6 separate regions of the Homo sapiens genome follow, and all the other regions are linked to region 3. Evidence: chromatin contacts called from ENCODE Hi-C or POLR2A ChIA-PET data. All regions are on one chromosome and are shown on one strand. The core of a region is the stretch at or near the end of the contact, and the rest is flanking DNA. Distances in the headings are between cores, read along the strand shown.

What was found. Hi-C counts contacts between places; a loop is a spot of excess contacts on that map. ChIA-PET counts read pairs that join two places held with the same protein, here RNA polymerase II (POLR2A). Pooled maps may share reads with other maps.
Region 1: a loop to region 3 is called in a map with no recorded cell type, with 4 times the contacts of the local background. The contact joins the promoter of ZBTB20-AS5 here to the promoter of SIDT1 in region 3. A Hi-C loop is called at or near these places in 6 of 37 single-sample maps with no recorded cell type and 5 of 50 pooled maps. POLR2A ChIA-PET finds 5 or more read pairs at or near these places in 2 of 52 experiments (B cell and GM10248).
Region 2: a map of B cell shows a loop between it and region 3 (7-fold over the local background). The contact joins the enhancer-like site here to the promoter of SIDT1 in region 3. A Hi-C loop is called at or near these places in 6 of 168 maps with a recorded cell type or tissue (B cell, CD8-positive, alpha-beta T cell, OCI-LY7 and 1 more), 1 of 37 single-sample maps with no recorded cell type and 10 of 50 pooled maps. POLR2A ChIA-PET finds 5 or more read pairs at or near these places in 2 of 52 experiments (activated CD4-positive, alpha-beta T cell and activated CD8-positive, alpha-beta T cell).
Region 4: a loop to region 3 is called in a map of CD4-positive, alpha-beta memory T cell, with 8 times the contacts of the local background. The contact joins the enhancer-like site here to the promoter of SIDT1 in region 3. A Hi-C loop is called at or near these places in 1 of 168 maps with a recorded cell type or tissue (CD4-positive, alpha-beta memory T cell) and 4 of 50 pooled maps.
Region 5: a loop to region 3 is called in a map of CD4-positive, alpha-beta T cell, with 3 times the contacts of the local background. The contact joins the promoter of CCDC191 here to the promoter of SIDT1 in region 3. A Hi-C loop is called at or near these places in 4 of 168 maps with a recorded cell type or tissue (CD4-positive, alpha-beta T cell, CD8-positive, alpha-beta T cell and naive thymus-derived CD4-positive, alpha-beta T cell) and 11 of 50 pooled maps.
Region 6: a pooled map shows a loop between it and region 3 (4-fold over the local background). The contact joins the enhancer-like site here to the promoter of SIDT1 in region 3. A Hi-C loop is called at or near these places in 1 of 37 single-sample maps with no recorded cell type and 8 of 50 pooled maps. POLR2A ChIA-PET finds 5 or more read pairs at or near these places in 1 of 52 experiments (activated B cell).

The regions. Positions count from the first base shown.
Region 1 is chr3:114,450,932-114,455,305 of GRCh38, reverse strand. It overlaps ZBTB20-AS5 (ZBTB20 antisense RNA 5), which reads right to left and starts at 1,713. Exons shown (of 3, transcript NR_121661.1): 1 at 1,666-1,713. The region is part of intron 7 of ZBTB20 (zinc finger and BTB domain containing 20); the gene reads left to right.
Region 2 is chr3:114,211,681-114,215,880 of GRCh38, reverse strand. No RefSeq gene overlaps it. Among named protein-coding and RNA genes, the nearest start is that of ZNF80, 24 kb to the left of the region's middle. RefSeq lists an enhancer at 1,472-2,145. Within about 2 kb of position 1,565, at least 12 of the 41 ENCODE cell types and tissues checked have a DNase peak (open chromatin) inside an H3K27ac peak, as active enhancers do; they include B cell, CD8-positive, alpha-beta T cell and OCI-LY7, where a contact is called at or near this core.
Region 3 is chr3:113,531,072-113,535,304 of GRCh38, reverse strand. SIDT1 (SID1 transmembrane family member 1) reads right to left here and starts at 2,750. Exons shown (of 25, transcript NM_017699.3): 1 at 2,062-2,750. The coding sequence starts at 2,283. RefSeq lists enhancers at 1,859-1,988, 2,459-2,788, 2,929-3,118, 3,139-3,358 and a silencer at 2,139-2,188.
Region 4 is chr3:114,336,838-114,340,713 of GRCh38, reverse strand. ZBTB20 (zinc finger and BTB domain containing 20) reads left to right here. Exons shown (of 12, transcript NM_001348800.3): 12 at 1,288-3,876. The coding sequence ends at 1,709. Among named protein-coding and RNA genes, the nearest start is that of ZBTB20-AS1, 13 kb to the left of the region's middle. Within about 2 kb of position 1,898, at least 2 of the 41 ENCODE cell types and tissues checked have a DNase peak (open chromatin) inside an H3K27ac peak, as active enhancers do.
Region 5 is chr3:114,054,801-114,058,823 of GRCh38, reverse strand. It overlaps CCDC191 (coiled-coil domain containing 191), which reads left to right and starts at 2,298. Exons shown (of 17, transcript NM_020817.2): 1 at 2,298-2,447. The coding sequence starts at 2,358. It overlaps QTRT2 (queuine tRNA-ribosyltransferase accessory subunit 2), which reads right to left and starts at 2,087. Exons shown (of 10, transcript NM_024638.4): 1 at 1,960-2,087; 2 at 1,718-1,825. RefSeq lists enhancers at 1-38, 2,147-2,556.
Region 6 is chr3:112,674,682-112,678,777 of GRCh38, reverse strand. No RefSeq gene overlaps it. Among named protein-coding and RNA genes, the nearest start is that of CCDC80, 36 kb to the right of the region's middle. Within about 2 kb of position 1,842, at least 14 of the 41 ENCODE cell types and tissues checked have a DNase peak (open chromatin) inside an H3K27ac peak, as active enhancers do.

The DNA of each region.
Region 1 (4,374 bases), core at 464-2,963, 920 kb before region 3:
AATATTCGCTTTTCCCCTTTGGTTCAGCCGAGCCTGCTGACAGATCATTCAAATTCAATTGTTTTATGTCTAAGCCGAACAGCTAATTAAAGTAGGGATGATTAACCTGACTGGCAGTGCCGCTCTCCCTCTCGCGCTCTCTCTCCTTCTCCTTTTCTCTCTCTCTCCCTCCTGTTCCAATCAGTCTTTTTCTCACACACTCTCTCTCTCCGTCTCTCCTCTCTCTCCCTCTCTCTCTCTCTCTCCCCCCCCTCTCTCTCTTCCCCCTCTCTCTTCCTCTCTCTCAGTCTCTCTCTCCCTCCCTCGGTTGGTGTCTCTCTCTCTCTCTCTCTCTCTCTGTCTCTTGCTCTACTGTTTTTTTTTCCTCTCTCTCTCTCCTAAACGTGGTCTGCTTGCTGATGGCAGAATGGCACTCGGAGATTTGTGCATTGTGTCTGGTTTCCTACGGGCAGGCTGACCCAGTGCCTCCAGGGACTTATCAATAGACCACTCAGAAGAGACACAGACAGGAGAGAGGAGGAGGGGTGGGGGGAGAGAGAGAGAATCAATATCAAGAATAGAAGGAGCTCCGAAGCCATTTTTTTTTTAAAGAAGTATCGGGACTTGGGAGAGGGTGACAAAGAAGGTTTTTCAAAGAGGCAGTGGAGGAGGTTCTAATAAATTTGGAAGGAAACAGTTCCCTGTCTTGGGAAAAGGAGAACTCCTGACTGATTAGCATTCACACCAGGTATGAGATGTTCGCTACCCCTTATCACTGTGTCGCAACCGAGATGGAAAAGCCTTTTTTTTTTTTTAGGAGACCGAGGGAGCATGTATTTTGCTGTGTTTGTTGTTGGGGGGTAAGAGGGGCGGCGTGAGAAGCTGTGGGCATTTGTGTATGAGAGCAGAAAGAATGGAAGCAGTACAACGGGGGGTGGGAAAGAGTATGGAGTATGTTACTGTCTTCCCTGTCTTTGTGCACCCCTGGGGGGTTACCCAAGTTCATTTCTAGCAGGTGGATTTAGACGGGAGTTACTTAACGCTTGACCGCCAGTTTTGAAAAAAAAGAAAGAAAAAAACGCTGCTTCCTATGTCTATTAAAGGAAGCTCCAATTTCTCTCTCTCTCTCTCTCTCTCTCTCTCTCTCTCTCCCTTCTCTTTTCCTCTCTCTTCCTCTCTCTCTTCCTCTCTCTCTGCCCCCCATCCCTCTTCCCCTCTCTCCCTCTCCCTCTCTCTTCTTTTTTTCCTCTTCTAACCAGACAGCGGGAGGGTTTCTGGCTCCCAGCCAGCCCAAAAGCCTCTAAGTGTTTTGCACTTGTTTCAGGGAGTAGCTGCCCGGGGATTTTTCAGCATTTTCACTAGAGAACAAAGAGTTCTTTACAAAGGGAAGGGTGGGGGGGGGGGGAGTGAGCTTAATGTCTGATATATGTTTTTCTATTTTTATTAGTTTTTCGCCTAAAAAGAAAGAGACAGGAACAGAACATTCACTCTATAAAGACACAAAGACATTCAAAAGAAATCCAGTTATCTTTTCTCCCCATCATCCCAATATATACATATATGTACATGAAAAAATTAAAAAGAAAAAGACTAGTTAAGTTGCATATGTTGCTCTTTTCTCCTCTTTTAATCTTTCCAAATCCAACTGTTCTTATGCTCACTTTATGCTATTTTTTTTCTACTCACAATAAAAGTTGTTCAGGATGCATCTTCTCTTATCATGTCTTTACCCTTTCTGGGTCGCCAAAATCTTGTGGAAGAAAGAACAAAAGTCCATCAAATAATCAATTTGGTGACTAGAACATCTTCTACTTTTGCCACTTGGGTAAAAAGTTAATTATGGAATTTGGGTTCCCAAAATACCAATGGGGTACATCAGTTCATTCGATCTCACAAGTTTTTGCATCCATCTGTTTAAAAGGTACCACTTGTGTCACTTGTCAGTTATTAAGAAAAGGTAGTAAGGGAGCAGATATTTGTATTTTATTTTTGTTTCTAATTATGTAAATGACAAAACCCCCAGAGAGATTTCTTGCCCCTTCTATGATACACTAGTTCATGCAAAATATAGTCTAGATGGAGATTTTGTCAACGATTCTGATTGCCACGTAGCTTTGTGTTCTCCATTTCAATTTTTGCCTATGCATGTATATTTTTACCATGAATTTGTGTTGTAGCAAACATTTCAGAATGCTTATCATTTTCAAATTAATGCTCCAACAAAAGCAAAAAGAAATCAGATGTGAGCTGTATGTGTAAAATGTAGTAAACAATTTTATCTTTTATATATGCTGTACATTTATATCTTTATGCTAATATCCTGGATTTGTAAACCCAAGATAATGTTTTCTTTCTTAAAGTTCTCCTCTTAATGCATTTATATGTTGATTGTCACTTAGAAATCTTTTTAAGGTACATTATAGACACGAAACTAAACAAGGGGAACAATTCTCAAGCTCTACAAAAATCCTTAAATATATATTATGTACCATTCCTAACTACAGATAACTGTTTTGCTAAGTAGAAAACAGCTACAACAGTTGTTTCAAGAATCAGAAACTCTTTTCTTTTTTTTTCTATTAACTGAAAATAAAATCTATTCATATCCCTGGGGAGGGAAAATGTAGGGGAAAATATAGATATATACATTTTCCATAATTATAGAATGCATTTATGTAACTGCTTCTTAAGGGTGTAATACATATCAGGGCAGAGTGTGATGCTCATCAAAAAACCCTCCTGGCTGGGAGGTGTGAGTGCCTTATGTTTGAAGTAACTTGATAACAAGGAGTCTTTTCGGGAAACCTTACTATGTATGTGTTGCCTCAGTAATGATCCTCAGATAAAAAACAAGTACTAGGTGGCCAGTGTTAGCACTTGAACTCACTGAAAGATATTAGAAGTAGGGGAACTTTTGGCAAATCCAGAATTTTCCAGGGTAACTCACTTCTTACACTTACATGTTTTCTTTAGGAATATTCTTGAATTGCTTTCAGACTTTTCTGTATTTTTGTAGAATTTTTTAATGCTTTTAATAGTGCTTAAGGAGAAAAATACTTTTAAAAAGAATGTCATCCAAATAAGAGAAACTCAGTCTTTAAAAAGTTTTATATTGAAGACAAGAGTTGTTTTGGTTTTGCTTTTTTCCTTTTTGCTTGTGTTCTATTTTTTCTCCCTGAATTCTTTTGTTGCTGTGGGCTGTTGTCCCTGCATTTTTAATTTTTCATTTGGTACCCCCCCTTTTTTTTCTTTTTTCTTTTTCTTTTTGGTCTGTTTTTGATGTGACCAAGGGGATCTTTGAAAGGGGCAGAGGGACTGGGATAACAGGCTGTTACTGAAAGCTGCACTAGCTCTTCTTGATCCCAACTCAGGCAGCTCCTATCAGCTAGTTGTGCCGCCAAGAGTACAGTGACAGGTGATAGCTGTCATTCTGGGATTCTTCGTGGATCTGACCTGAGAGTGACACATTCACAGTCGAGGAGAAAAGGGAAAAAAAATAGAGGAGGAGGAAAGAAAAGCTCTTTGAGCTGGAATACACTGGCCCTTTCTTCCTGTAGGCAATCCGCTCCAGTTCTTGGCGACGTGTCCTGCACTATCAGATATCATATGACTTTTTATTTAGATTCCTTTTCGGAGAATGGCCTGTTAGGACTCTGTTTGTTTTCTTTTATTTAATTTCCTTCTCCCCTCACCCACTAGTTTTGCGTATCTGTGTGTGTCATAGCGTGTGTGCGCACATGCATATGTGTGTGCAATTTTTATCTTTGTTTTTGTTCTGTTGATCTGATGCTTTATTTAAAGACAAAGCTTTAATTATTTCAGTATACTGGTTTAATTATTTGCCAAAAAGAAACCTCATTCTAGGCTTTTTGGGGGGTCCATTTTTAAACACATCCATTAACACATGAGGCTGGAGATCCTATATGCTTGTTGGTCTGCCCTTGGCCCACTCCCTCACCTTAATTTAACCCTCCCCTTCATCAGCATGCACAGCAGTATAAGTTAGGAAACACCTGTGCTGAGTTGAGAGAGAAATAAAAGTAGAAGCAACTTCTTCAAATTTGCACTCCTAGTTTCACTTTAATAAACTTTTTTTAATCGTTGATTTTTTTTTTTTTTTTGGCATCCTCTGTTAAGCTTGAAAGCATCAGAGATAGTGAACGATGTGTCTGTGGAGCTTTTGTGAGGCCAGCTGAGCACCCTTGGAAAGTAGAGCAGGAGCTGAAATTCATTCAGAGACTTAAGAATTAAGTAAGAGATTTAAATAAGATCTGTGAGATCTGTGAGCTGTTCAGGGTTTGGTGATAGATGGTAAAATGGAATGCTTAGGGATATTCAAGGAAGAGAAAGAAATTTTCAACCAGGAACGAAACAGGCATTTCTACTGCAATTCAT
Region 2 (4,200 bases), core at 316-2,815, 680 kb before region 3:
CTATTTCTCCAATCAAAACCACAAACAACAACAGCAACAAGAAATTTCCCTGGGATTCCACTCCTAAGTCAAACGACTCCATTTCTTTCCCCCTTGCAGCAAACTTCTTAAAATGGTTGTTCTTACTCTCTCTCTCATTCTTCTTGTCTTCTGTTGAAGACATCTCAAGTAGGCTTTTGTTCCCTCCACAGCATCTCTATAATATTCTATCTGAAATATTATACATTTACTTGTTTATTTATTTGCATTTCTACACCTTCACTAGAACCAAAATTACAGGAAAATGTGGAATGGCTCTTTCCTCAGCATCTAGAATAATGTCAAGTTCACAGTGGGCACTCCCTTAAATACATTTTGAGTGGAGGAATGAGTTTGGGATTTGAACCCATGCAGTGTGGCTCCAGTGTCATTAAGTCAGAATGGTGGAAGAGGGGCATCCTTCTCACCAGGGACTCCAAGAACTATTTGAGAATTGGTAAGGTTGGAAGTCTCCCCTAGTAAGGGCAGAGCCAAAAAAAACAAAAGCTGTTTATTATAACCCTATCTTGCCCCATCTCTGATAGGCTGAGAAACCCACGTTACACATCTGTGTTAATGTGAGAGCTGCAAAACACCCCTGTATCCTGAGAAGATGTGGTTTAACTTGACGTGTAACGGCATCCGCAGATACTATAGGGTACTTATGAGTCTTGTGTTGGTTTGCTGGTTTTTTTTTTAACTCACTAAATTCTATTTTAACAACCATGTGCTCACCCCACCTCCTGACCTAAGGTATTTTCCTTATCTGAGCACACCTGTGCTTGTTCCTAGGTAAATCTGGGCCAATGCAGAGTACTGTCTGCACTGCTTAGTTGGTAAATGTGTCTGTAGCATGACTATCATCACAACTGCCATCTGAGCAGCAGAGCCAGATGGAATCAGACCACTCATTGGTCTACTGAGGTAAGGATGGGCTTTTTAGCTCTGCTCTCTCTTAGAAACAAAAACAAACAAATCAAAAGACTAACTTTTTTTTTTTTTGCATTCACCTAGACTATTATGCCAGAACTTGCGTAAGAAAAACACTTCTTTCCGACCCCTGTAGTGATCAACTGATGCCTTCAAGCAGGAAACCTGATTGCCCTCATCTCAGGCTGAGTCTGTTTTATCAATCACAAAGTGACTCAACCCTTTTTTAAAAGCCAGCTGTGACCATTGACTCTGTGACCTCCTGTGGTGGTGAATTCAGTTTAAAAAATAATAATGTTAAAATAACAAAGCTTATTGAAGCTATTATGCTTCAATGCTCCACCCTTTGGGGGCTAAAGGAAATAAAGCAAGTTGGCCAGACCTGAGGAGTTGATGATACACATTTTCCTCCCCCAGAAGCATCTTGTAACTTGTCCCACACCAGCAGTGACTTCCCAGTATGGCGTTTCTCCCCGCTGCTCCCATCAGCAAGAGCGTGCTGACACATGGGCTGATGAGCAGTGCCGAGACTTATGGAGTGTGTCCTTCCTGCTTCGAACCTCACAGCCTGTCATCCTCTGTTGTCACACGCTCTTGCTCATTCGCTCGCTGCTCACACTAATCTAGAAGATGATCAAAGAAAAACTCCACTGACTCACCCCTGCCTGGACCAGCGCAGGGATTGGTCAAGCGTGCGCATTAAATATTACCAGATTCTAATCTATTATTTTCACCCGCTTGCTTGCTCTCTCACTCGTACTCTCTCACTTCCTCTCTCTCATTTTTTTTCAAAAAATAAATAAATGAATTCTGGGTTGGCTGAAGATTTCAGCAATGTGAGTGCTGTGCAGATGGATCCTGCTGAAGCTGGTGCTGGCTCTCTAGGGAGTAGCATGAAATGCTGGTTTTCAAAACCTGAGCAGCGTGTAAATGGCAGCTAAAAAGGAAATGCAGATTGGTGCTGAGTGTTAATTGTCTCTTCCTCTCTTCTTCACACACTTCAGAGACTGTGTGGTGGCAGGAGACAGGAAAGCAGGCCTGCCCCCTCGTGGGGTGGGCTTTTTTTTTTTTTTTTTCTCAAGCTGGACTGAGAGAATAACAACACCTAGAGTCCAAGTCAAAACATGGAATGGGTTTTTTTTTTCTTTCAAGTTTTCATCTGATGAAAGTCCGGGAGGTGGCACCGAGCTTGTAATGAAAGTAAGAGTCTGCTGAGAATGAGTCGATGAGGTGTGACACAGAAAGGGGAAGCAGGATGTCTTTGTTTTGAAATGACAGGCGATAAGCTATGGGGGTGCCTGGTGAGATTTTAGTCCATAACTAGGTAGCAACTTGTCAAATGCAGGCCCCTTAAATGCATCACAAGAATTCTCACTTGAGATGATTTCAATTCTAGCTCTGCGTGTGTGAGTGTGTGAGTGTATGCATGCACGCATAGCAAAACATAATTGAATGCCAAAAAACATTGTCATGTCCTGTTAAGGGTACAATTGTAATCACACTGGAACGAGAGCTCTAATTTCCTCCATTGCTTTCCTCGCTTAGGCAGTGACAAGGTCAGGTTTATGACCACAGCCCAGGCTCAGAGCCATTTATTTTCATCCCTGAAGACTCATGTTAGCCTTCTCCCAAGATGTTAATCAAGCAGAATCTTGATTGACTGTCTTTTCTTTTTACGTTTTTGTCTAGATGAAGTGGGGTCATTTGAATTTGTGCAGTTTTGAATAAGATGGGGGCAATAGAGAAGCAACTGGGAAAATTGACTAGCCTTTGGCAAGGAGAACAGAAGAATCTGGAATCCTTTTTTAAAATCATGAAATTCCTGTGCCCCACCTGAGTCACTGTAACCTGTACCTGCTGATGCCTCATTTCTCCATGCATTTATGAAAAGGCTGTGACTCCCTGCTGTTGTCGTGTGGTGCCAACATCATTCCAGCTTGCCAGTTGGAGACAAAAGATAAGCAACCACAAATGAAAACACATTATTGTCTGGATCCATTCTCACCTTCATGGCCAGGAATGTGAAGGTGAGCTGGTCCCCGCCCCTGCACTTCACTGGCAAGACCAAGGAGAGTGCAGTGGACGCTCTCCAAAAACATTGCTTCCTACTACTGCTGCTTGTAATGGAAGTAAGAGTCTGCTGAGAATGCTCATCTCAGGCTGAGCCATGTGTTTCCCATGGCAGCCTCTCTTGGCCCCTGTTCCTAACCAGGACAGAAAGAGATCTCAGCCTGGGATGGGCTGGATCTTGCTCCTAGCACAAAGTGTACTCACTCAAGCCGTGTGAGAAGAAGACAAGGAATGTCCTTTCAAGAAATTGCCTAGAATGCCAATTGGGGGAGGATGCAAGTAGGCTGGACCATCCTGGCTGGCCCCACCCCATGAAAGACCTTTCCTGACTAGAAATGGGGCTCAGATACGGGGCACAGTACTGGGCAGCCAGGTCTCTTTCCTCAGAACCATCTCCTGACTCTGATTCGTCACTTGCCCAGCCACCTTCTATCGATAGTCCAATTCCTCAAATCTAATTCCTTCCACAAAGGGCAGTGGCCCCCACATGCACGTCATCTCCACAGAGTTACCATAGAGTAACTACAAATAAAAGGGAGTAGTGGCGATTGCTATTGAAGAAGATGTTGGCTAATGGGCTCTAAAGCATGACTCAGTCTTCCCAAGCCTGTGTGCAGGGGAGGGTCTCTCTCCCAAGGGGAGCCCCCAGAATAGATGTTTACGGGATTATACCTGCTCTTCACAGAGGTAGATTGGGATGGAGCTGACATCTTTTTTATGTCAACATTAACTTGATTCCATTGGTATGCTATGTGCAAGTGAACAAGAACCTCAGGCAAGGTCTCGAAGCTGCTTAAATGACACTCACTACCTGTTAGAATGCATAAGGGCGCTGTTGTCACAGAGACTCTGCCTCTGTTCAGTGACAGCTGGCAGACCCATCCAACTGGCTCACATGTAGACTGGCTCCAGCCTGACCATGGCAACCAAAAGGAATGACAAAGTCGCTGCTGTTCGCTTGGCCCTTACTGCAGGTGACCGAAACAGAAATTTCTTAAATAAGTTCTCCAAATATATGGGACAGAAATCAGAACAGAGGTTGCTAGCAGAACAGAGAGGGAGGGGTAGTTGATTGACAAGGGATATGAAGTGATGGAAATGTTTCCAGAGTGATGGAAATGTTCTACATCTTGATCAGATGTAGGTTATATGCATGTCTGCATTTATCAAAACTGATTAGCC
Region 3 (4,233 bases), core at 1,501-4,000:
CTCTCTTTTCTTTAAAAAAAAAAACATTTTGAAAAAACAGGGTATCACTCTGTCCCCAGTGGGAGTACAGTGGCAAGAGCTCAGCTCACTGCAGCCTCAAATTCCTGGGCTCAAGTGATCCTCCTGCCTCCGCCTCCTAAGTAGCTGGGACTACAGGCGCATGTGCCATCACACCCAGCTAATTTTTTAATTTTTTGTAGAGAGAGGGTCTCATTATGTTTTCCAGGCTGGTCTTGAACTCCTGGTCTCAAGCAATCCTCCCACTTTGTCCTCCAGAGTGCTGGGATTACAGGTGTGAGCCATCATGCCTGGCTTATAAACCTCTTATGTGCCATTCACTGTGCTAGGTACTGGAGGGCAGAGATGAACATGACTTTGCCCCTGCCCTCAATATCTCAAGGTTTACTAGGGAAGTCAACCAGGTGATCTCAAGTGCAAAACTCACACAGTACAAGGGGAAAATGTAAAGGCAACAATTCATAAGTAGATGCTCTATCTCTATGCAGAACTGCAAGAAATACCAAAGCCTGATGTCAGGATTTACTTAGCACATGTAATTTGAGTTTTCTTACCAATGATTTAGGGGGAAGCTGAGACTTACTCCAGAGATCATGGAGTTTTCAGACTTTTTTCTGCTCCCAGCCAATCACAGGACTAGGAACACACCTCACGTGCAACATGTCAACCAGTCGATGAGTTCTCCCACGCTAGATAGAAAGAGGCTGGGTATATGGCGTTTGGGAAACAAAAACTGCAGCCTCTCCCTTGTCTACCATGAAATGGCTCTGCATACAGCCACTCTGCTCACTACAGAACATATAACCTGAAGGTTACTGGAGGACAGAGCAGGGTGAGGGCTGTGCTGCCATGGTAACAGTGCCATAGGATTTGGTGCCACACTGGAGATGGGGCACTCAGGGCACTTTCTGGCTACACACAGCTGGAAGATGTCTAGGAGCAGTGTTAGGCACATTGGTCCCCCCTGCTCAATACAAACCACCCTCACTTTGGGAAGTGATGAGGTTTTCTAGTTCCGATCTGGAGTGAGAATCAGACGGAGGCATATCATGGTATCCCAATCATCTAGTTCTGGAATTTCCCTAGAGGGTAGGGGATGCTGGTATAGTAAGGGATACATAAACACATTTATATGGGAAGAAGATCCAGAGGTTGGTACACTGGGGAGTCTCTGTCTCTGTCTCTGTCTCTCTTTCTCTCTTTCTCTCTCTGTCTCCCTCTCTCTCCCCGCCCAGTGCTCCAGAGGTACCACACTAGAGGAAAGAAATGAACTATATGCATCTTCTTACGTTATATAATCGGAGTATATATGTCAAAGGGATAGTCACTGGAACATTTTTCCCTCCTTATCTTCCCTCAACTTTTGTCAAAAATAGGTCTAGAACTTTCACACAATTATCCATCCTTATTTAAAATCAAAACCTGGATTGATCAGCTGATGGCTGCAGTTCTCACGTCTTTGCCCAGGTCTTCTGGCGTCTCTGAAGCACAACGTGTGACAATGGCACAAAAACGCAGGAAGTGACTGTTGAATGCACAGAGGTTCTGCAGCTTCCGTCCATTTTCACACAATTTCCATTTTAGATTCTGAGCAGTTCTCCCTCCCCATGCGCTATGAAATAGAAGGGTCTGGCTGAATCAGCCACTTGAAATTAGGTTTCTTCCCTGCAGGGGATTAGGAACCGAGGTGCGGTTCTTCTTCGCACTCCACACCACACCCCGCAACCCTAGAAATCAGGACTTTCCTGGAGAAAGACCCAGCAGGGACCCAGGACCCGCAGACGGTGCGGGGAACTGGTGCCTCTGCAAAGCCCAGCAATGCCCTTGACCAGGCCAGGAGAGGCGCGAGGCGAAGCAGAGTTGTCCCCGAGGCGTGTTGAGGCAGCTAGGGCAGGGCAGCGATTGCTTCGGAGGAGAAAGGGAAAGAAAGTCCCCTGGTCCCCGAAGTCTCCCAAGGTCAATTCCCAGGGGACTCCAAAGCAGCGACGGGGCTCTGAGATCTGGCAAGTTCTAGGAGTCGAGCGAGGGGAGCGAGTGTCTTACCTGGTCGGGCTGGCTGGTGTAGTTGAAAGAGTAGATGTTCTCGGTGCTGAGGTTCACCACCCCGCTGTAGACATGATCGAAATCGGCGCCCCTGGCAGCGTCGAAGGGGTCGCGGCGCGGTGCCGGGGGCTGCCTGGGGGATTTCGCCGGGTGCCCGGGCGACGCCGCCAGCAGGAGCCAGGGCAGCGCGCAGAGCAGCGCGAGCCGCAGGCAGCCGCGCATGGTGGGCACCGCGCCCGGGCTCGAAAGCGGAGCCACCCTGGGGAGGGGGCGAGCGCAGAGAGGGTCCTTCCAAAGCCCGGTGCAGGGCCAGGCGTCCGCTTCAGAGCCGAGCGGGTGATGCCTGGCGAACCCAGCCGGCCAGGGCTGGCAGCGTGCTGACGAAGGGCCGATCAAATACTGATGCTGCCGCCTGGGGTCTCCACTGGAGGTCACGGGTGGAGAGTAGGGCGGACTGGAGAAGTGGAGATGTGGGGCTGCTGATTTTCCTCCGGCTTCTAAGTCCCCCGTTTCTCATCGCCGAGAATCCCCCCACTTACCCAGCCAGAATTTAGACCGATCTCTTCTCCCTCAACCTCAATAACAGCAATAATAAAAAGGCATTGGAGTCATTAAAAAGAAATACCCGCTAGTCTCGAAAAGTCAACCTGACGCCACATCGAGGAGGAAATTCGGTCTGTTTCAAATACGTGTGCACCCTGGCTGCAGGAGAAGAAATAGAAAGCAAAAGAGCCCGTCCCCCAAGAGGGTGCGCGAGTTCGCTTTCCCAGGCTGCTACCTGCAGAGAACTCTTGCCTGTCTGAACGATAATTACTCTCTATTCTCCCCTCTCTAATAGAACCTCTCCTCAGACACCTGTTTTATTTCTTTATTACCTCCTACTCTCCATGGAGAGTCTCACGTCATCACGTTCTCTCCCTCACCATATGTGTATGTATGTAAATATGTACAGTTAAAAAAAAAAAGATATGGTAAAGAGAACAATTTCCAGCACTGCCTGAAGTCTGGTCCCGGAAGTTGTCAAAAAACGACTCAGACTAACTAGATTTATGCAGAAGGCATTTCTTTCCACCCCAGCCTCTTACCTACTTTACCATTGCAATGACTTCTTCCAGATTCTGAGAGAAACCCCAGGATTGTTTTTTTAAAGGCAGAAACCACAGCCTATCGTAAAAAGGAAATACTTTTCTGATAAAAATTAGGGGATTAGATTTAAAGAGTTAAAGAGGCAGGTAAGGAGCAGGGTGAGAATGGGGCCATCAGAAGACCTTGCAGAACATTGAACAATCACAATTTACGTGTGGAAGAGAACTCACTGTTTTATTTCAGCTTCATTACTGTATACTATAAAAGAATGTAATTGTGTTCAACCTGAAGGACCATTTAAAAAGAAGTCATTAAGAAGGAAAAGATCTTTTTCAAAAATTTAAGATTACAGATTAAAATCCTAGTCCTTGCCATCTTTAAAGAGATAGATTTGTTTTTGTTTTTACCTTGTCTAATTCCTTTAATTTCTTAAAACATCAAGAATGAATGCAATACATTTGTTGTAAAGTTTTCTGTGAAATCAGAAAACAATGCTGATGGAAGATTAAGTTAGTAGACTCCTTATTAGGACAATTTTCAGTTTTAAAGTTTTGAATGTTCTTGGCCAGGTGCAGTGGCTCATGCCTGTAATCCCAGCACTTTGGGAGGCTGAAGTGGGAGGTGGGCTAGCTTGAGGCCATGTGTTCATGACAAGTCTGGGCAACATGATGAAACCCCATCTCTACAAAAAATACAAAAATAGCTGGGCGTGGTGGTGCATGCCTGTCGTCCTAGCTACTTGGGAGTTGAGTTGGGAGGACTGCTTGAGTCCGGGAGGTCGAGGCTGCAATGAGCCGTGAACACCCCACTGCACCCCAGCTTGGATGACAGAGCAGGACCCTATCTCAAAAGGAAGAAAGGAAGGAAGGAAGAAGGAAGGAAGAAAGGAAGGAAGGAAGGAAGGAAGGAAAGAAAGAAATTTCTTGAAAATATATGGGTATATGGGCAAAAATACTAATTCAAAGGAGAGTCTGGGGGTAAAACTTCAAATAGAACTCACTGTTTTTGAGGAGCATAACGAAATAATTTCATCCAGAATTTGAATGACTTTAAACTGTTGTATTCAAAATATCTGTGCCTCTTTTC
Region 4 (3,876 bases), core at 649-3,148, 810 kb before region 3:
CTGGGCAGTCAGGAATGAGGTGGTAGAGATGGACCAAACACGCAGTTCATCTCACCTGTCAGGAGCAGAGCTGAGAACAAACAGCACAAAGAAAACAAGTCTTTAAGTAATCATCTTAAAGAGATGTCACGGACCCATGGACTTTAAGAATACCTCATGCACTGAGTATTATTATTTACCTTACTGTTTGTAACAAACTTGATCATTTGGTTTCTAAGCCAAACCAAAGCAGTAAACTGAGGAAAAACAAGGGTTTCCGCCAACAGGCTGAGAGCAAAGGAGGACGCAGGAAAACTATTTTAAAAATTGACCCAAGAGTTCAAAAGGCATATGGAAGCATTTAATGGGGGTGGGAGGTATCCTTGTAATAAGAATACCATGCATGTATTCCCACACTGCTCTTGGTGGTCTGCAAAGTGATTTCATATGTATTTTATGTCAACACCAGCACAATGAGGTAAGTAGGACTGTATACCTCAGAGGCATTTGGTGATTTGTCAGAGTGGAGTGTAGTGTGTTGGTGCCCAGATTTGAATAGGATCATTTGAGTCTGATATCATCATGTTGCCCACCGCCTACTCAGCCTCTACACCCGATGAGGCCAATCTGCAGCTCACTACAGTCAATAGAGAACAGGCAATTAACCCTTAAGTTATATTTTAGAAAGATTTCTGTCTAAAATAGATAAACTTGAAAGTATAGCTCTTCAAAATAACGTATTCCTGTGTTGGCAAATATTTTCCAAACTCACAATCAACACATAGGTGTATTTCTTAGACTACTAGAAGTGGGGACTTACCCCAAGGAACCAAGCTATAGTGACCAATATCCTTAGTTCTCAAGGATTCTAGAGCACCCCATGTCTCCAACGATCTTTCTTCTCTCTTATTTCTTCTATTTGTTTGATAATGTTAATGGGAAACACTAAATCCCCTAATCAGGACACTGAAAGTGACCCCCTTCAAAAGTAGCCCTCCCTTTTCCACGGAGTGACCTTGAAGACTTTTAGTGGGGAATATCTGGTAGCTTTCCAAGAAAGCCGTTTTATGGCACAGGGAAATGGAAAACAAAACTGTCCTGGCATCACCATAAAGCAAAATTTCTCTGCACATGAGAGGCTAGGAGGGCCTGGATTTTTCCAAACGAGGATGATCCATTAAGCAATCAAATTTTATTTTTTAATTGTTTTATTTTTCTTTTTTGTTGTCTTGTTTTTCCTGTCCTTCATTCTCTATCCCTTGCTATGTCTCGCTCTGTCCTGCTTGCTGTCTCTTCCTACATCAACAGGTGAGAAGCCCCACCAATGCAGCATCTGTTGGCGCTCCTTCTCCTTAAAGGATTACCTTATCAAGCACATGGTGACACACACAGGAGTGAGGGCATACCAGTGTAGTATCTGCAACAAGCGCTTCACCCAGAAGAGCTCCCTCAACGTGCACATGCGCCTCCACCGGGGAGAGAAGTCCTACGAGTGCTACATCTGCAAAAAGAAGTTCTCTCACAAGACCCTCCTGGAGCGACACGTGGCCCTGCACAGTGCCAGCAATGGGACCCCCCCTGCAGGCACACCCCCAGGTGCCCGCGCTGGCCCCCCAGGCGTGGTGGCCTGCACGGAGGGGACCACTTACGTCTGCTCCGTCTGCCCAGCAAAGTTTGACCAAATCGAGCAGTTCAACGACCACATGAGGATGCATGTGTCTGACGGATAAGTAGTATCTTTCTCTCTTTCTTATGAACAAAACAAAACAACAACAAAAAACAAACAAACAAAAAAGCTATGGCACTAGAATTTAAGAAATGTTTTGGTTTCATTTTTACTTTCTGTTTTTGTTTTTGTTTCGTTTCATTTTGTACTACATGAAGAACTGTTTTTTGCCTGCTGGTACATTACATTTCCGGAGGCTTGGGTGAATAATAGTTTTCCCAGTCTCCCTCGGATGGTGGCCTTAAGGCCTGGTAGTGCTTCAAGAGGTCCACTGGTTGGATCTCTAGCTACTGGCCTCTAAATACAACCCTTCTTTACAAAAAAATCTTTTAAAAAAAAGTAAAAAAAAAAAAAAAATTTCCACTTGTGAAGAGCACTACAAAAAATATATAACAAAATCTAAAAGGCCTACTGTCTTTAAGTACACCGCTTGCAGTGTTTCAGTGGACATTTTCACAATTCTGGCCGCTTGGACTTCACAGTAACCAGTTAAAACTGTGGAATATCACTTCTGGTTGAAAACCCAGAGGAAAGGCCCTGCTGTTTTCCACCTACCACGTTGTCTGATTTCATAAAAGGGCTGTGGGGGTGGGAAGGGCAGTGGGTTCGGTGGTGTGGGAAAGAAAGACGAATGGCAGGCTTCTTCCCCAGATTCTGCCCGGGTCCACACACCCTGGCCCACCTTCTCCATATCCCCCTCTTGCAGCAGAAGCCAGGAAGACTTGGACAAGCAACAAGCAACAGTGGCTATCGTATTTATTCAGTGTCTTCGCTGAGCCACAGCCTCAGCACAATCAAGAGGGACTTTCATGAAAGGCAGGAATGCAGATAAAACAAAGATATCAGAAATTTGCACCTATGTTTCTAGGTACAAGAGAAGGATTATTTCCAACAATCTTTGCAAAAAAAAAAAAAGTGTCAGGATATATTCTTGTGGAAGAGAAAAAGAAAAAGAAATGGAGGGTGGGGGGAACAATAAAAAGTTCTTGAGGCTTTTTTAATTCAAAATTTTATAGAGGGGCAAAAGTGACGTTTACCAGATAGAATGCTGATTTTTTTAATATATTTACAACAGTATTTGTGTAAAAAAAAAAACAAAAAAAGTGAAATTGTTAAAAGTAATTTTTTTCATTTTGGTTTTGCATACACTGCCACCAATTCCTTCTCTTTTATTTTATTTCACACACATATATATATTTTTTGGTAAGTCAAGACTGTTAAGGTTAGCGATACTGCTTCCAGATAGAAAGAATAAAAGGCAACTAAAGTTATATTTGAAAGAGAGGAAGGATATTTTCTTCATATTTTTTTTAATTTTTCTTAATTTTTATTATTTTAAGTATTGCCTGGGTTGATGAGGGCCTCTGTGGCCAGCCCATCCCTGCTGTAATTTGAATTGCTGCTTTGTATTTTGATATGTAGTTCTTTGACTTTAGCAAGCTTAAGTTGCCCCACTGAATAATTTTTTCAACTGATTCATCTAGAATTCTGTTCTTTTTCATGGAAGAGACTTTATCTTTCAGAAAGAGATTGCTTGCTTCTCCAAAATTTCATTGAGATCTTACAATTCTAGAATTTCTATTGACTTTACTTTTTTTCTTAGTGAAACACTAATAGTCTAGAAGTCTTGATAAATGGGGTCTTTTCTTTTGTGATCAGCCAGGAAGAGGAGTTCACAAAACTCTGCCATAGCTCCTCACCCTTCCCAACTACAAAGAGCATCATTATGAGAAGCCTGTTATAGATCAAGATGCATTGATGCCAAAATTACTTTTTTCCTTCCAAATATCACCTTCTGACTGTTTCCACCATGGTTAAGAGGGCTGAATAAGATGATCATTCTTTAGATGACGAATTAACCCTTGCTTCTTCGAAAGGTTTTAGGGAAATTAACAAAAAAATTCCCAGATGCCAACAGCCACCATTCAAAAGACCACCAATCTATTGCATCATACCAGATGCCACTCTCTCTTCCTAGTAGGGATTTCTCTCCTCGGTCCTGATCAAGGTGTTATAATAGAGACATTTTCATTATAGACAGTGTCCTGAAGGGATTCCAGCTCAAATATAGGAATTCTTAAACCTAGCTGAAACTCCCAAAGTGATTTCATTGCTGGGCATATTTTAACATACTTAGGGGAAAGCAAATCTTTAAACAAAGCAAAACACCA
Region 5 (4,023 bases), core at 1,049-3,548, 520 kb before region 3:
CACGGTGGCTCACGCCTGTAATCCCAGCACTCTGGGAGTCCGAAGTGGGAGGAACACCTAAGGTCAGGAGTTCGAGACCAGCCAGGCCAACATGGTGAAACCGTCTCTACTAAAAACACAAAAATCAGCCAGGTGTAGCAGCACATGCCTGTAATACCAGCTACTCCGGAGGCTGAGACAGGAGAATCACTTGAACCCAGGAGGCAGAGGTTGCAGTGAGCCAAAATCATGCCACTGCAGTCCAGCCTGGGTAACAAAGCAAGATGCCGTCTCAAAAAAAAGAAATGAAGAACGCTACAATTCTAGAAAACAGTAAATGAAGATTTTTCCAAGGCATTCGGAAATCGTTACACCATTTGGTAGGGGGAAAGAGATAACGACGACGTTAAACTTTGTTGAGTATGTGTGTTAAAAATTCAGAAGTAACTGTTAAACGATTAATGACAGAATGCATAATTTCCAAACTCACTGGAGAGGGAAGTGGGAAGATAAAGAAAAATGAATTAACCTAATAAAAGGCAAGAAAGGAAAAGAGACCAAAAAAAAGAAATAGAAAACACAAAATAAGATGGTAGAATTCCAAATGTCAGTAATCACAATAAAAGTTAAATTAATTTCACATATAGAAAGACAATAATAGCAACTAACATTTATCGGGTATTTACTATGTATTAAGCACTGTTCTTTATATATTCACTCCATTAATCCTCAGATCAAATGCATAATATAGATACCATTATTATCTGCATTTTATGTATGATAAACTGAGGCTGATAAAATCCCCAGCTGGTAAGTGGCAGAGCAAGGACTTTAATTATTGAAGTCTAGTTTTCAGCGCTGTACTCTAATAGGCTGGGAGCTTATTAGAAGTTCCATCTGGTACACAAGCACATTATAATCTTAGTTTCCATTTTGCTATAGTGTTCTTCTTCTTTTCCCTTTCTCCCTCCCGCCTCTAATCCATCCTCCCAGTCTCTGCAATCTTTCTCCATTCTCATACAAATATTTAAACATACTTGCATATGGGAGGGAGTGTTTTGGTCAGGGTTTGCTTTTACAAAAATGGAAACATATTATACTATAATATATGCACTTCTCTGCAATTTGCTTTTCTCTCAAGAATAAACATTAGACGTCTTTCCTGAAGAAGAGACATAAAGCTAACTTACCCTTTTGAAAAAAACTACTTCGTGGTACTGCATAGTTTGTATGAGCACAATTTATTCAACCGCCTTTCAGACAGACCAGTTACAGAGCTGGTCCTAGGATCGCTGCAACAGTCCGAGGGCATAGCTTCCCTAACTTCATTTTCACCAATTTCAAATCAACTTTAGTTTACATTTCCTGGCAGAATGCTTCACATACATTTATTTTTAATCATTACAACACTCCAGTGATTCAGGTATTATCGTCCCCATTTTGCATGAGAAAACAGGGTCTCTGAGTTATTAAACAAGTTGCCTAGGGTCATATAGCCACAAAGTAGTTGAATTCAAAACTCCTGTTCTAAATCTTTACTCTGCTTTATAAGCCCATTTATCACCCCTAAATGGGCTGTCTCTGGAAACACCTCGGCTAAGCCAATAAGCCTGGATTTATCTTTGCTCCATGGGCCATCTCCATGGCCCCAGACCTCCCTAGGCACCTGGCTCAGAGATTGAAGACGGTCCCACCCTCCCATGGGCAGTTCGGAATAAAAACTTCCTGAAAACTCTACCTTTCAGCAGAGGCTAGTCGAAAGGGGCCCTTTTATCTCAGAGGTGTCGGCGACGCTCACACGATTTATGAGAATCTGAACTTACAGAAACCAATCCACCAGGACACCCTGAAAAGGGAAGCAGAGGAGACATGGCGGGAGTACAATCACCGTTACTGCAACACAACCAGGAAGCGTCTGGACGCGACGTGACTCATCCATCTCTAGCAGCTCCCACACCAGCAGGGCAAAGGGGCACTTACCTGCCAACAAACCATTCGACTCTTTCAGTCTTCAGACCCCTCAAACTCCTCACAGTTCACTACCACGTGTTGCAAAATTCTCTGCCCCAAAATCACTGCCTCCAGTGCAGAGCCAATCAGGGAGTACTGCGTCATCACTGGGCGCCAGAAAAAAAGCAAAGCCGACATTCAAGCGAGCCTTGATGACGGCAAGAGCGAGGGACCTCTGCCGTTGCTATGGTAACTGAGCCAACGCGAGCGGCCTGCGCAGAGCCTCGTGGGAGTGGTGGTTCGACGGTGTCCTATGCCTGCTTTCCTTGCGGGCGGAGGAACTACAATTCCCAGCGTGACCCGGAGGCAGCCCGGGCAGAAGGGCGGTTGCTGCAGCTTTGGCCGAGGTTCGGGCTCGAACTTGGAAAATGCTCCTGGCGCCTCAGGGAAGGTCCTTCTCAAAGAAAAGGATGGGGCTGAATCGCTGGAAACGGTTCACAAGGAAGCCGAGTCCCAAGGTGATCCCAATCGAGAGCTTTGGAGGGCGGGGACTTTCCCAAGGCGCGGCGCAGTCAGGAAGCCAGTCGCGGCCCGTCTGTGCTTCCTGCCTCTTCATCCTGAGCTGACACGCCCCTGCCTTGACCGCCCCAAAGCCAGCATTACCCTGAGTGAAATGCTCTAGGAGCTCTGGGGTCTGGGCACATTACGGCTTTGGTGGGCAGCATCGTGGAAGAACTGTTTGTAACGCTTTTCTAAAACCGGAGGTGTCTGCTAATGCCCATCGGGGTGAAAGGAGTTTGCAAACTCCGTTCCCCCTACCTTAAATTTTAGGAAACTTCTCGCACATTTCTTTCTTTTTCTCTCTCTTTTTTTTTTTTTGCAAATCTTGGGGTAATTGATCTTTATTAACGGGAGAGAGCTTCACATTAAATACCCTGCCTATATTCCTGCCCCTTCACTTTTACGTAAAGTATCTAAATAAACTCAGGAGTGCAAATGGATATTGAATACATTAATACTTGATTCACATAGTAATTTCTAAATTCAACCAACTTTCAAAAAATAGATTCTCTCCGTATCTATCACCCATTTGGATGCATTAGCACCTGAAGATAAGAAAAAAATAATAACCCCATTTTAAACTTGAAACATATGTGACATGTGCAAAGTCACAGTTGCACCGTGTGCTTTCCACAGACTACCTTTTTAACAGTCCCCAAAAAGATGCTTAAAATCTAAATGAGAGTACTAAAATGGAGAAGCTTCTCAGCTTTCAGCTACAGAGCAGTTTCACCAGCTGTTTTCACCCTTAAGTTATACTTTCCTAAATAATATTCTGTAGATGTATGTGGCCTTTTTGAGGGCCCCAGGCGATTGTTCTTGCGATTTATTCTAAATTTACCAGCTAAATGCATTGGACATATTCCACATGACAAATATGTTGCCCTAGATACTAGAGGGCACAGACTGAAGCATCAGGGAGACTTGGAAACTGAGGCTGCTGCTATTTCAATACATCAGTTGCATAATGTATTGGATCCAAGATAGGATATAGATATGGACTTGATGATGAAAGGTAAAAATTTAGAATAATTTCTTAGGACTCCAAAAGGAAGGATTTTTGCTGCTAGTGCTCATTATTACTGCCTAGAGAAAAAAAGGTAAAAACATAGGGCTTCTTCAAGTTCAGTTGTATTTTAATTAGATCAGCTCTTTCTTTGTTGCAGTGACAAAATTATTAAGCAGTACAGCTGCGTTAGTTATCAGTAAGATGCTTTGAAGGTAAAGTGTTAGGTAAGTGAAAGAGTATTATATTTTTCCCACCTCCATGTGTCAGTATGCTAGTTTAGATATCCCCTTATTTTATTATTATTATTATTATTATTATTTTAAAGAGTATATTTGAGTAAGAAGCAATTCATGAACTGGGAACGCCAAACCAAAAGAGATTTAGTGCTCCAATGACAAATCATCAGGATATCCCCTTATTTTAAAAACACACCTGAATTTTTAGTGAAGAAGATAACTCTATTTGTTAAGTGACTATTAGAGGGAATTCTGCAAGCTTCTGGGAGTTTCAGAGGTTGAAGAAAG
Region 6 (4,096 bases), core at 593-3,092, 860 kb after region 3:
AAGTACTCACTTGTAAAAGTGGCAAAGTCAGGATTTAAATCATTCTTGACAACTACACTCACTACCTCACGTGAGACAAAACCCTCATTTAATTGTTAAACTGTGCTTGCTGTCTTGAATTAGAAATACTAGACTAGGAAGGAGACCTCCAGAGAGCCAGAGAGGAAGGCTGAATGAGGGCCAGAAATAATCACCCGGAACTGAGTTTGGAGTGATAAATACTTTAGCTCTGGCTCCATACCTGTCCTGCAACTGCATCCTGACTCTGTGTATAATACTTAACTGCCTGTGTCAAGTAATTCAGCCTAGACCTGACCCTTTCCCTTATTTGTGCAGGTGACTCTGTTTCTGCCCCAGGCCAACCTTAATACCCAAGGCCCTTCACCAGTTTTTGCAGCAAAGATTTTTTGGTAATTTTAGTGGTGATCTGGAGATTCATAGGAAAGAGTCACATCTCCCAATGCTCTGCTCAGTCCCCCACCTCCTGCAGCTACCTATTTCTCTAAGCCTCCCCCGACTTCCCCCACTTCTCCAGCCAGACTCCCATCACTCTTCACATTTCCTCTGCAGTGCTTGGTCCCAGTCTTCCGTCTACTTTCCTTCTTCACTTAAGACCAAGGCTATGTCTTTTACCCACCTCATTGCTATCAAAGCCCTTTCTCCCTTAGGAAATTATCTGGCCAGCTACTAAGAAGATAAATTTGTTTCTGTATCCTGACAGAAGTTATTGCTGTCTTCCCAAGGCTGACCTGACAAGTGTGTTGCTGTAGTAACCACATCTAAAAAAATGTGTGGCCAACAGCAAAGATATGGAATCAACCTAAGTGTCCTGTCAATGGATAATAGGATAAAGAAAATGTGGTATATAAACACAATGGAATACTATTCAGCCATAAAAAAGAATGAAATAATGTGTTCTGCGGTGACATGGATGGAACTGGAGGCCATTGCCTTAAGTGAAACAACTCAGAAACAGAAAGTCAAATACTGCATGTTTTCACTTATAAGTGGGAGCTATATAATGTGTACACATGGGCAAAGAGTGTGGAATGATAGACACTAGAGACTTGGAAGGGTGGGGGCACAGAAGGTGGGGAGATTATGAGAAATTACTTAATTGGTACAAAGTACATTTTTCAGATAACAAATCCAGTAAAAGCCATGACTTCACCACTGTGCAATACATGCATGTAACGAAATTTCGCTTGTACCCTTTAAATTTATACAAATAAAAAATGCATAGAGAATGGGAGGGGACCTTCTTCTCAAAGAGAATCTCAGCCCTTGGTTATTAAAACAAAGGCCAAAGCTCATGCACACCTCAGAAATCAGGTCTAAAATTTTCAGACTGATATCAGATATCCACTGGTGGCTAGCGGGTTCACCTGCATCAATTTGTATGATTTTATTAAGGAGGGGATAAAAAAAAGTTTGCACACTTCTGTCCTCCTTGCAAGCTTTGCACAGCTGCCTTCCTAGGGCTTGCAAAATATAGTTTCAAATGTGAAGGGGGCATTTATAACTCAGCATCTCAGGTCTCCAGGGGCAGGAAAAATGATACTAGGATAATGTCTGCCACCAACCAGGATTGTCTCTCTTACCTCCTCTGTGGCTGCATTTGGGAGAATAAGGGCTGAAAAGGCAGGGAGAGTGGATAGGGCCTCTCCAACAGTTTGGGCAGCATGAGGTAGAGAGCAGAATAAATACTGCTCAAGGAAGTGAAACCCGCTATTGGGTTTGTAATGCCTCTTTGCTGTTCTGCTAGCTCCCGCACTCCAGAGATGACTAAGCAGCTGATTCATTGTGGCACCCTCAGAAAAACAGCTCAGCCCTGAGAGAGGAGTCATGCAAGAGGAGAGGGCGCGCATGTGTGTGTGTGTGTTACGGGTGAGGGGGTGGTGTCTGTCAACATGTCTTTTAATGAGCAGTCACAGTATTTTACAAAGGCTTGAATTAGTTGCCAATATGTTTAAAGAAACACAAAGATGAGGTTTTTTTTGCATGAAAAATCCGAATTTGTGAATATCAGCTGATCTGACACCCTGTGTTACTTTAATAGCTTCCTTGCTGGTCTTCCTGCTTCCATCATTTTCTCTTTTACAGTCTGTTTTCAACCCAGCAGCCAGAGGGATCCTTTTCCAATGTAAATCAAATTATGTCACTTCCTTGATTAAAATCTTCCCATGATGTTCCATCTCACTCAGAGTAAAAGTGAGAGTCCCAGAAATGCTCTGTGAGACCTACCTGCTGAGGTACCCTGTTACCTTTCACCTGTCCTAGTCTTCCCTGTCCTCTTCCTCTCCTTCCCCTTCCACTTTCCTCTCCATCTCCTCCTCTTTCTTTTCCTCCTTCTCCTAGTATAAAAGATGGAACCAGACTATTCTGTGGCTCTATTTTCTGTGTGTTTTTGAGTAAATTACTTAACTGGTCTGTGCCTCACTTCCTCATTGGTGAAATGAGGCTAAAAATCGTATCCTGTTCGTAGTGTTGTTTTGAGAACAAAATGAGTTAATATTTTTAAAGCCCCTAAGACAGTGCCCGACACATAATAAAAATAATCCCATTGCTCTTCTAATCCAGCCATGCGGATTTTCTTAATTTTGCTCAAATAAGATAGGTTTGCTCCTGCCTCAGTGCCTTTGCAGATGCTCCTTTCTCTGCCAGGCTGTGGCTTCTACAAATACCCATCTCTTTCAAGCCTTACTTACCTGTATTTGAAGTGAATGAAAAATTGAAAAACAAAAACCCAAGTGGACCAAAAAATAAACAAACAAAAGCCAGCCAGGAAGAAATGAAGAGTATTGATTAAATTCAGCAAATAAATGGAAGAAAAAAAAAATCTCAAAATAAAGACTCATTTACAAGGTGGCTTTAGGAAAAGAGATTCAAATTAAAATTTAACAAGAAACATTGAAGAAAACTGGAAAATAACCAAAATAATTAAAATTTATAGTAATTTTTTTCTAGAAAATCATGAGGACACCTAAAGTATAAATTAGATATGGCTCAGCACTGTCTAGTTTACAATTTACCTTATGAAGTCAACTTATTGCTCTAAGTATTTGGGTCCAAGCATCTGGGACCAGCTTGTTACCATCTCTGACTATTGGAAAACCTTTTGCCAATTGCTTCCCCTCTGCTTCCTTTTCTAGTCCCGTCTGAACTGTCTTGTCTGGCCCTGTTTCCACCCAGGAAGCCGCAGATCCTGACTCCTTGTGTTTGTTTCTCTGCCCAGATGAGAAACACCCATCACCTCTGACTTTCCAAGGAGCAAATCACGCTCCGTGCCGGGCTCCCCCAACAACACCACTCCCTCTTCCCTTGCGATCTCCAGGTCCTCCTTTGACACTTCACTTCTCCTGAGAATCATACTGCTTCTGTTTCTACTCTGCATGCCAGAAGTTATTGCTTTCATCTATTCAATAAAGATTTATTTTAAGCAATTAAGTACCTGATATGTTTTTTTTTCCACCAGGGAACTTTGTACAATTTTATGTTTTTAAAAATTATTTCCAGAGGGATCTGAACAATTACAAATGGAGGCTTCAGTATGAGTACCTTAAATAAATATCACCTATTATTCAGAGACAAGGAGAGGATGGGAAAGGCACATTCCCTCTCTGGTCCTGGGGAGTTGAGGCCGCATAGAGGGGTCTCCTCTAAGCAGTCTGGAACATTGTTTATAACTCCTGATTGGCCCTGTTCTTGATCATGCCTTTCCTGGACTCCACAGCACTGTGGGACTAATGTAGAAAGGCTCTGTTCAACCAATAAGAAAAAAGACATTTTGTGTCATGCCTGGCAAGAACCTGCCTCCCCACTTTATCCTGAAGTGAGGCTTGTCTGGGAGACCTGGGCTCACTAAAAGGACTCAGAAATACATAAGCTGTCGAAGGTGTGAAAATGAATGTCATATGACGGAAAAGTTTTCAAAATATTAAAAACTTCAGGAAGGGGAAGAGGAACAAGACTATAGAAGAAAACGAAATCTCAAAATAAGAGTGTGGATTTTGTGTGATGTTTGAATTAGAGCTAGAGGAAGAGTAGAGAGGAGAGAGTTATTGGTTTTCCTCTCAGCAACTTTTTTTAAGGCACT